Regions from separate parts of the Homo sapiens genome. Here region 1 is linked to region 2. A link is a loop called in an ENCODE intact Hi-C map of the cell type or tissue named here. Cell type or tissue: sigmoid colon. All regions are shown on one strand.

The links. Hi-C counts contacts between places; a loop is a spot of excess contacts. Peaks named below come from ENCODE experiments on the same cell type or tissue, not always from the same donor. Only the 100,000 strongest peaks of a DNase experiment are listed, where the experiment ranks them.
Region 1: it touches region 2 in a loop (5-fold over the local background); 1 of 110 quality-filtered maps calls a loop at or near these places.

The regions. Positions count from the first base shown.
Region 1 is chr5:59,776,412-59,778,911 of GRCh38, reverse strand. The region is part of intron 1 of PDE4D (phosphodiesterase 4D); the gene reads left to right. Among named protein-coding and RNA genes, the nearest start is that of MIR582, 74 kb to the right of the region's middle. In sigmoid colon, no CTCF peak of the experiment used is centred here; no DNase peak of the experiment used is centred here.
Region 2 is chr5:59,024,533-59,027,032 of GRCh38, reverse strand. The region is part of intron 6 of PDE4D (phosphodiesterase 4D); the gene reads left to right. Among named protein-coding and RNA genes, the nearest start is that of PDE4D-AS1, 14 kb to the left of the region's middle. In sigmoid colon, no CTCF peak of the experiment used is centred here; a DNase peak (open chromatin) is centred at 1,148.

The sequences.
Region 1 (2,500 bases), 750 kb before region 2:
ATTACAAGTGTGAGCCACTGCACTGGCCTAGCAAAAGGATTTCTAAAACAATGTAGAATTTTAGTAGATAGATCAGTATAAATTGATTTGAACACCCTACCTTTTTAGCCTGTTAACTATCTAAAAGCATAAAAAATAGTAAAACAAACGGCAAAATCATTTCCTCCTTCCTTTTCTACCTGTGTCTAGTGTCTATTGAACACTTACTATATTCCCAGCATTTAAAGTACAAGAATCATGAGGCAACTGCTGTTTAGACTGAAGTGTTTTCACCAGGGGTGTATCAAGAGGATTTCTTTGTCATAGGTTGATTTCCCTTATAACTGATTGATTAAATAATTACTAGTTGGCTTATGCAATGTTTATATAATTACAGGATATAAATGGTGGTTATTAGCCTAACTAGAATATATGCCTTTATAATATTGGTGTAATATTCATATGTATTTTACTACAGCTTAAAATAATAATTTCAGAAAGAAATTCAAATTGATTTTCATAATTTAGCAACCATTTGAGCTCTTCCAGGTCAGAATAACTTCTTGGGAAGCCCCAGAAAGAAAAGCATATACCTGCTTTTACAGTTATCCATAGATTGACTATAAGGCTAGGTATTGAGTTGGCGGATGCATACTTTCTTAATTCTTTAGATAATAGGTCAATAGTGTGGTAGTGAATCTTGATGGTAAGTGTCCTTCGCATGTTTCATACTGCACAGTAGACTAGACTGAAAGTCCCAGGAGACTGTGAGTGTAGCAAAGAATGAATCTTGTATCCCCAGATACACAAAGACCATGTCTTCACTGGACCCACAGAACCTAGCACATGGTGTGTCTTATTAAATGCTTGTAGAATAATTAAATAAATTACATTCAGAAAACAGTCTATAAGTCTTAAAGTTTACCTTTCAATTATGTAATTATTACTTTTAATTTATAATTTATTAACAGACATAGATATTCACAACACCTGCAAAAGAGTTTATTTCAACTTCTTTTTTTTGTCTCATCTAAAAAGTGTGGATTTAATATAGCAAAGTTTGCTTCTAGAATGGAATCTTTTAGAGTGTATATGCGCTTTTGAAAAAAATGGTTTATGATTTTGTTATGTAATACTGTTATATAAGTTATTTTAGAAATTGCATGATTTATTATAATATCAGCAGTGAATTTAAACATTACACAAATGCCTGAATATAAAGAAATAGGATCACCTGTGTCCAAGTTAATTGCCTTCTTTTGCTGTATTCATTAGCCATCAATACCTACATAATCTAAGGCCAAGATACATATGGAGCAATCTATGGACAGGCAATAGCATCCCATGGGAGCTTTGGAAATTCAGGAGCTCGAGCCTCACCCCAGATGTACTGAATCAGAATCTTTATGTTAGCATGGTCTCCAGGTGATTTGTAGGTCCATCAATGTTTGAAGAGCACCTGTCTGGCCTTCAGTTGCCTTTATACATCTTCTTACCAACAGTACCATCTAGTCCAATATTTTTCTGTCCTGTTAGTTTGTCCATAGTCTCCCAACAGGCTTCTGTCCACAAAGCTGTTATTTAGAGGCATGGCCCCATCCCTCTCATAGTCTTTGCTAAGGTTATGTCTTTTACATTTGGAGATACACCAATTGCAGAGGAGGGTGAAATTAGCCTGAGAGCAGGACCATAACAATAACCTGATTCTAATGGAGGCTGTTACCAGGGCAGCCAGTACCCGAACTAAGTCATCATTCTGCTGGAAGCATTCCGTTTGGCTGCAGTTCAACAAAAAGAAAAAAGAACGCACTCCAGAAAATCAGGAAGGTTTGCATTATCTATCAGCTATGTTCAAGGAGATGTTTGTGGAAAGTCGAGTTAAGGGTTCCTGGAAACATTAATCTCTGGACATGCTGGAGGATGCAGGTGGATTTAGAGCCAGGCGAGTCTACATTCACAAATCACATTAACATATTAAAAGACGGAGAGCTCTTACTCTGAGGAGCCCCATTTAGTTGTATTCAACCCAGCTCCATATATTTTTTAAATCACAAAATGCTTTTTTTTTTTTCGTGAAACATTCATTAAAATTAGGCAAAACTCATCTTCGGTGAGACATGCTTTGTGAAATGTGAGTGGAGAGGTTCCTCTGAAATTGTCTAAAAGGTAACTTAAGCCCTGATGTTTTAGAAAATTTGACTTATTATGTAACAGTGAATATACCTATCTGTGTAGTTTCACTATTTTAGAAGTAAAACAATGCTTTGATTTCAAATATTAAATTAACTTAGGCATTGCTCTCCCACTCCATCTCCCAAGCTGTGACTCAGATATCAGAACAAATTTTTTACCTAGTTAGGGAAAAAAGTTTCCCAAGTTTCAGAGCCATAAAAGCATCAGTAAAGCACCTATTTATTGTAGCACTCTCTTGTTTTCCATCTTCAATTTCCTAAACATTGAATATCTTGTTTTTCATTTTTCTTCTAAAAGCATTTGTGGTATATAATAACACCGCATGAAA
Region 2 (2,500 bases):
ATCCTGGATGGGATCCAGAACAGAAAAAAGGAAATTACGTGAAAACTAAGGAAATCTGAATGAAGTGTGGACTTTGTTTAATAATAATGTATCAGTATTGGTTCAATAATTGTGACAAATGTGCCATACTAAAGTCAGACATTAAAAATGGGAAACAGTGTAGAGTATATAGGAATTATCTGTAATGTCTACACAAGTTTTCTGTAAATCTAGATCTGTTCTAAAACAAAAAGTTTTATTTAAAAGATCGAAGCCATCTTTTAAGGCCTATCTGGAATGTTACATCCTTTATAAAGCCTTTTTTTTTAATCCCATCTTCTTCCCATCCTATATCTGGGGTGTCCTATGTCTCCCACCTCAGGCTTTCCTAATTGGATACCTTTGACTTTCCACAGAACTTTTATTTGTAATTCTCTTAACTCTTAGTACAATATTTTGTGTCTCTGTTTTATTGTTCTGATGAGGTCTTCTACGGTGTTTTTAGCCCAACCCAGTGAGTGTCTGGTGCCTTAGACCACTTGGCCATCCTGACACCCTACACAGTGAGTGTCAATATAACATTTTGTAGTTAGTCACATAAATTAGTACAAGAATGCATGATGTTGGTTAATGCAAATGCTGTTTTTTACCTTGTATTGGTAGATGGAGAGTCTGAGCATTCTACTTTGTGCCTTTCAAGAAAGGTTTTTTTCTTTTTCTTTCAGTGACAGGAATCCTGAGCATTTCTCACTTAATCTCAGTTCTGCTTTTAGATACTCATGTCTCAGAAATTTTATCATAGTATATGCTAGATCAATCTCATCTCGTTTAAATTAAAAGTTTGTAGTGCACAGGCAAAAACCATAGAGGCCATATTCATGGTCATAAACTGCTCTTTCTCATCTCTACCTATTTTAGCAATAACATTCTTCTTATTAGTTTGTTCCAAGTGAAAATGACATAACTGAATACTTTCCCTGCTAGTCTGGGAAGAAAGGATGTGTTTGTTGGCTTTTGCCTGTCAGAGAGTATTCTGCAATGTTTGCCTAGGGCATGCTTGCATTCCCATCAGCATCTCTGGTCTGCTGCACTGTAATCCCTATAGGGACAGCCTCTGGCTTTTATTACTGACAAGCAGTGCACTGTGCAGCCATAGGCACCATAATAGGAAACACCTTGGCCTGTCATAAACAGGTCTGGAGAGTAGAAAGTACAGGCCTGCTGGGGATGTGTCCATAGCAAAGAGGCAAAGATGCGGCTGCCATATTGGAGTAAGTGCAGGCTAATGTCTGCCATCTCCATTTCAGAAAATAACTGGCTGATTTTGAAGCTGCTTTTTGTATAAACAGTAGTGTTTTGGTTGCTTTTTGTTTTTGGCTTAAATATGAATAAAGCCATCTTAAAGAGATTATACCCTTCAAAGTATTTTGAGAAGATCTATAAAGTATTTTCCTTTTGTTATTTTACATTTAATTCTACCTGATCATTCCAATCCAAACCCAATAGAGAAGGAAAAACAGATATTTCACTATAGTGGGAAATTAGGAAAAAAAGAACCATGCAAAAATACAAGTGATTGTGTGTCTTTTAAAAGAATTACAAATCACACTGAATTACCCAAAATTACAAAGAAAAGTGCATTTATTATTAAGGTAACTTGTGTTGTCTGTGCCTTTACATCAACTCCAAGTTTTATAAAAGGAGTACATTCTTTGACCATAAAGACTTTATATTTGTTAGTGTTTTTTTCAATCTTTAGGGAAAAAATGAACTGCAATATTAATGATAGGCTTTGTAGCAAGAATTTAGGAAGACAATAAATTTCAAAATTGGAAGGGTTATCACAGTTTTTAATAAAGAGATAAAATTATTTCATGAGTGCTTTAAATATATATAGGTGTCATTTTATTATTTACAAGGAAACCCATTTCACAAAAGAGGCTAAAGACTGTAAAGATTGAACAAAGCTATAATCCTGTTAAAAATTAAGATAGGTTTAGGAAAACTAAAGTCCTAATTTTTTTTTTTTGACCACTTTGGCCAGAGCTGTTCATAAATTAGGTAATCAATATTTGTTGACTAGTCCCCTCCCTTGTTAAAAACTAAACACTTGTCCTCTTGTATCTTTTTTAAAAAAATATTTCAAGTAAGTTTCAACAGTATGCTGTGATAAGGATGAAACCTATTAACATTATCCTTGGTATATATTTTGATTTTCTGTTGTTTTCTTAATCTTATATTGTCAGTATGGTTTCTAAGATCTAAGATCTCCATAAGGGTAAGTGATAATTGGGTTTTGATAAATCATAAGGAATCTTCTACTAGAAATATGTCTGTTTATTTATTGTACATCAGGAAACGATTAGTTTACTTTATGCCAGAAGATAATGTTTGGGCCTAAATCTTAATTTTTCTATCTAGTGTTAATACAGTAGAATGCCTAAAGGATATATAGAAGAAAAGACAAAAAAAGAAGATGAAGAGAATGCATCATTACAGACTGAATCATCAGTCCCTACAG